Linked DNA regions of Homo sapiens: region 2 is linked to region 1. Evidence: read pairs that join two places in POLR2A ChIA-PET (ENCODE). Cell type or tissue: PC-9. All regions are shown on one strand. Each heading gives the region's core, and the rest is flanking DNA. Links, peaks and the distances in the headings are about the cores only.

What was found. ChIA-PET counts read pairs that join two places held together with the same protein. Peaks named below come from ENCODE experiments on the same cell type or tissue, not always from the same donor. Only the 100,000 strongest peaks of a DNase experiment are listed, where the experiment ranks them.
Region 2: POLR2A ChIA-PET joins it to region 1 with 5 read pairs; 2 of 35 experiments call an interaction of 5 or more read pairs at or near these places.

Annotation. Positions count from the first base shown.
Region 1 is chr10:3,387,444-3,390,365 of GRCh38, reverse strand. The region is part of intron 1 of LOC105376360 (a long non-coding RNA gene); the gene reads right to left. Among named protein-coding and RNA genes, the nearest start is that of LINC02669, 110 kb to the left of the region's middle. In PC-9, for the core only: no CTCF peak of the experiment used is centred there; no DNase peak of the experiment used is centred there.
Region 2 is chr10:3,476,656-3,479,577 of GRCh38, reverse strand. The region is part of intron 3 of LINC02669 (long intergenic non-protein coding RNA 2669); the gene reads left to right. The region is part of intron 1 of LOC105376360 (a long non-coding RNA gene); the gene reads right to left. The region is part of intron 1 of LOC124902538 (a long non-coding RNA gene); the gene reads right to left. Among named protein-coding and RNA genes, the nearest start is that of LINC02669, 25 kb to the left of the region's middle. In PC-9, for the core only: no CTCF peak of the experiment used is centred there; a DNase peak (open chromatin) is centred at 1,667; H3K27ac peaks cover 2,082 bases.

The DNA of each region.
Region 1 (2,922 bases), core at 188-2,687:
TAATAAAAATGAAAAAAAGAAATAGTGTTAAAAGCACCAAAATTGTGTGTTATAATATTGCATGTACAATGAGATAAAGGTGATAGCCCTACCTGGTGTACAAATACTTAACTCTAAAGTCCTGAGTGTAAAAAACAAGAAATACAAAGCCATACAATAACTACAATGCAGAAAAGTTGCACTACAGAGCAAAAGGCAACAGTGAAGACGTTTGGAGATTTTATAGCATTTCTGTAAGTACTGCAAATCCCCACACTGGCTGCCAGGACCCCTGGCCGGATGGTGATCATGGTGCTGGGGTGTTGGTTAGATTGCACCTCCAGGGTAGCAGAGGGTGTTTGCTAATTATTGGAGTGGAGATGGTTACCAAGCCGCCTGTCTCTGAAAATCTTGCAGAGATATTTTCTTTGTACCACAAGGCTAAAATTAAGCAGTGCGATGTTTTGTGATATAAAAGTGTGGGTTTCTCGGCCAAAGAGTTTCCCAAAACTGTCACTGCCAGACTTTCCCAGGGACCAGCACTCCAGAGGGTTAAAACAGTTTCCCATCAGTGACTGTCTTTCAAGAGGTCAGCTGTGTGTGTGTGTGTGTGTGTGTGTGTGTGTGTGGTTGTGTGTGTTTGTACACAGATGTGTGTGTCACAGGAGAATTTTTTTTTAAACAAGTGATTTGCAGTTCCTATTCCCCTTGAGAAACTTGGCTTCCTAGCAAATTGCAATATGAAAAGCTGACTAGAATTTCTCTAAGATAATTTTAGCTCATTAAATGATTATCTTGTTGTAACTAAAACCCAGACACTGTGTTAAATATTGCAGATTTATGTAGAGAAAGACAGGATACCCGCCATGAACTGAGGGTTTATGTTCCTTCAAAATGCCTGTGTTGAAAGCCTCATTTCCAGTGCGATGGTATTTGGAGATGGGGTCTTTTGGCGGTGATTTTTTTATGAGGGTGAAGCTCTTATGAATGGGGTGAGTGTTCTTTCCTTCTCTCTCTGTGCTCTCTGACATCATGTGAGGTCACAGCAGGAAGACGACCGTCTGCAAATCAAGACTCCAGTCCTCCCCGATGCCGAAACTGCAGCTGGCACCTTAATCTTGGACTTCCAGCCCGCAGAACTGTGAGAAATCAGCATCTGCTGTTTAAGCCGCCAGTCTGTGAGATTTTGCTATGGCTGCTTGAGCAGACTAAGATAATACCTGCTATCAGTTCCGAGTAGGAGGTGCCTTCCCACTCTCAAAATATACACTTCATGTACATTTAGTGAAAATTCCTCTATCTCAATGTCCATTGGCACCTGCAGGTCCCCTTAGGAATGATTTGAACCATGCCCCTCATCCCCCACCCACCCCAGACTCTGCATCCACACAGACACTTCCAAATGACAGCAGGGGCTGCGTGCAGAAGCAGGAGGCTGGCTTCTTCCTCTTGTTGTTGATATACTTCAGGTAAGAGTTCTTGTCAATACTTTGGCTAAAAGCTTTGTCATTTATCCAAAGATTTGTGTCAACTATTCCTTCACACATTTCTTCCTTTATTTATGCATTGATTCAACAAATTCTGAGGGTTCTCTGTGTCCTGAACACACGCTTGAGGTACAGGATCTATCTTAATTGTACTCCCCATATACCATTTGAGAAGACTGAAGTTCAGAGAGGTCATGAAACTCACCTCATGCCCAATAGTCAATCCTGGAGGAGTCAGGGCTTGAACTCAAGTGATTCTGATGCCAAGGTCTATATCCCTACCAGAATAAGGACTTCCACAATATCTCAACCTGGCAAGCATAAGTACCTTATGATTACCCACCAGACATTATTTGCTATTTTAAAGAACATTTTATGATAGAACATTTTAAACATACATATATTAGAGAAAACAATTTAGTAAATTAGTAAATTTTCATGCACTCGTAACCCATCTTCACCAATTTCCAATATTTTTCTTTCTTCTTTCATCAATCTCTATCAACCTCCACATTTTTTAAGCTTCAAAACTTTAAAGCAAATCTCAATGTGTCACTTTTTGCACAAATGTTTTATTATATTCCAGAAGATGTTTTTATATTTAACCACAATGCCATTATCACTCTCAAGAAAATTGGCAACAATTTCTTAATAATACCAAATGCCCAGTCTGTGTTCAATTTTCACTGATTGTATCAAAATAAATGTCTTTTCCCCATTGGTTTGTTTATATCAAAATCCCAACGTGGGCCACATTGCATTTGTTGATTTCTTACCTTTCCTATCATCTACAACAGCTTCCATTCCTTAGCTCCACCTTTTTTTTTTGTTTTGTTTGTTTGCTGGGTCTTTGGAAGAAATGAAGAAACTGAGTCATGTGTCATGTGGAATCTCCCACATTCTGGATTTGGCTGTATCCCCGTGGCTCCCTGTCTATGACGTGGTTGAAGTGTGAGTCTGATATCTAGGCACATACAGAGGCTCCTCCCCATGGAGAGCTCTGCTACTCTGCTAGGCATTCCTGTTCCTTTTTTCTTTCTTTCTTTCTTTTTTTTTTTTTTTTTGAGACGGAGTTTCGCTGCTGTCACCCAGGCTGGAGTACAATGGCATGATCTTGGCTCACTGCAACCTCTGCCTCGCAGGTTCAAGTAATTCTCCTGCCTCAGCCTCCCGAGTAGCTGGGATTACAGACATGTGCCACCATGCCCCATGCCAGCTAATTTGGTATTTTTAGTAGAGACGGTGTTTCTCCCAGTTGGTCAGGCTGTTCTCAAGCTCCTGACCTTGTGATACGCCTGCCTCGGCCTCCCAAAGTGCTGGGATTACAGGCGTAAGCCACTGCACCCGGCCAGCATTCCAGTTTCTAAAAACCATGACACACAATGGATTCCATCTCTGTTCTAGCCTGGGCATGCTGTCTTTACCTTGTGAAGATAAACCCTGTTTCTTATTGTAC
Region 2 (2,922 bases), core at 280-2,779, 89 kb before region 1:
GTAATTCCTAAAAGCCCATTTCTCAGAAGAGCCTTCTTGGATGTGCGAAAAAGACACAGTGCCTTCCACACACACACACTCCTGTGATCCCCAGCTTGCTCTCCTGCGGGGGAACTTGTCACCACAGGCTGTGGATGCTCTGTGATGGATTCCGCATACACACTCTCGTTTCTGTGTTCACTTGTCCACAAGAGCTGTACATCAGCATGGCCTTGCCTGAGATTTTAATGCTTAGAGCATGCATTCATCTCCTTGCTTCTCACCAAGATTCCCTTTCTTGGTGCAAAGCTGGATTATCAGGCGGAGGCCTAGCAGGCAGCAGAATTGCACTCTTACCTTTCAGAGGAGAGACACTGATGGAAAGACTATTTACAGATTTTGGGGCAGAGCTAAGGGTCTCTGAAGGGGTGCTGGGGCCGCTTGAGCCCAGCAATAGCAGGAAGGCTGGAGAGAGCAAGGAAGGAAATGGAGCTGCCAGCACTCAGTGGGACATGGAGCTACGGAGAAGCAGCCGACCAGCGGTGGCCACTAACACCCTGGATGGACACAGGGGCTGCCCGTGCGCTAATGCTCCAAGAGCAAAGAGAAAATACCACATCCTCCCTCTTCTCCGTCCTCCTGTCTCCAGCCAGTGACTTTCATTGGCCAACCCCACAGGAAGGCAGCCAGCCAGGGAGCTGGTTAGTACCATCCTTTAGGGTCAGCCTCCCAGGACAAGATCAGGACATCAGTCATGGAGAATGGGTGAGAGGCAGGGGATGGAGTGGGAAAAACCCAAAACCTGTTGATTCTCAGTATAATCAGCTGGCAGAAGGTTGGGCCATTGGGAAAGGAATCATCAGATGTTGAGTTTGCTCAGATGTAACCTTGACTTAGGAAAAGTTCCTTTTGGAATATCAGCTCCAGGGAGACTGGTTGCTGTCATGTTACTCAAGGATGAACCCCCATCAGTTCCAGCAATGCCTGGCACAGCTTACGGGCTTCATTAGTGAATTAATTAATTAAACATTTAACATGTCTTTGAGTAAAAAAAAAAGTGTTGGGTGTTTTGTGAGGGCTTCTGATAGAACAGTAGTTTGTCCATGTTTTCCCACTTTCATGGGGGCGGAAGTCACCCTGGATGAGTGGGATTTATAAAGGCCATGCCTCCAAATGCATGAGAAACATGAGGCTGCAAGGCTGCCTCTGAGACTGGGAGTGAAACCCTCCTCTCTGGGTCTGTATCTTCTCTCACTTCTACATCCTCTTTCCCAGAAGTATAAATTATGATGCTCATTGAACCCTCCCAGCCTCCTCCAAATTTAGAATTTTAGAATCATTTTATTTTAAGAAATGTCTTTTAAGGTGAGCAAATTCACATCATCAATACATGTTGGCTTTAACCTTCAGATCCGGTCACAGCATTTCTGATTAAACTTCTTACCTCCCTGCTACACCAAGCCTTTGAAATATTATTTTACAAAATAGTTGCTGTTGGACATAAATAGAATTTCTCTCCTGCTCTATTCTGTGTGGCTTACTCGTATATCTTCTGTGTCCATTTCCACCATTTCCTCATTCTACCTGATGAAATCTATGCTATGGGAAGACAGGCATTTTTGACTCCTTTGTTTAACAACGTATCTCAAAGAACTAGAACAGCAGCTGACTCATATAAGTGAGCAACAAAAATGTGTTACACAAGTGAAAGGTTTCAGTGTTTACGCCACTTGAGACATTGCCCTAGATGCAGTGGGTGTTACTGTGAGAAATCATAGCCTCAACCTTTGAAATACTTGTAGTCTAGCATAGCACAGAAGAGCAGGGACTTTATTCTGAATTATCCTCTAGCTCTCACAAGAAAAAAAGAGGTGAGGAGAAACATCAGAAGAGGAGAGAAAATAAATTACAATGAGTTACCTTATTTTCCTGTAGGTATTGGGCATTTGCACTCTCTTCCTGTGAAATATATATGTATAATTGTTACTTTGTAATATTTTCACATTCATTTATAAAAGTAAAGATGTCCATTATATTTATATATCACTCTGTTACATATATTGTGAGGATGTTTTTTCTGATTCATCATGGATCACATACTTTGTTTTCCATATCAATTGCCGTAAATGTTTATTAACGAACTCGTAAATAATCATATCTGTCAACATGGTTTTAGAATGAGAGAAAATATAAACAGAGAAATGTGCCCCTGGTGGGGAAAAAAGAAAAGGAGAAAGAAAAGAAGGCTCTGTAGGTTTATGTGCGATGCTTCCAAAACCCCACAAATGGAGCTGCTCACCAGCCGTCCTGCAGTGCCTGTCCTGGGGCCCTGTGGTCACCAGAGGGTCCATGTGGGGTAAATCCTACTGTGAAACTGGGCTCACTCTCTCTGCGGCTCCCATCTGCCCTATTCTACCCATGTCTCTGCTTCTGCTATTGCTGTTTTCTATGCCTGAATCCTCTTCTTCTCTCCCATCTCCTGTTTGCCTGGCAAACTCCTACTCATTCCTCAATGCCCACTCACCCACCCTTTTTGCTGTGAGAGCTTCCCGGCTCACTGATCTTTTAAGATCTTGCTACTACTATGGTTGATAAGAACAACAGCTTACACTTCCCGAGGATTTGTAACGTGCCAGTACCTGGAATGAATCAATGTCTTTATGCATTTCTCTACACTAAGTCCTCAGAGTACAGAAACCACAGCACAGAGAAGTGAAGTGCCCAATTCAGCCCAAGTACACTTTGTCATTTCTCCCATGTATCTCTTTACCCATTAACTTTTGAGGGAAAGAACCGCGTTGCTCATTTCCTCGTATCTTCAGATCCCTGTACAAGCTGAACGCTTACCGGATGTGTAATAAGTATTCATTGAAGAGTTGGGTAATTACTCTCTTGAAATCCTGGGTATCTCATCCCAACTACTCCCCCATCTGCGAGGTACCT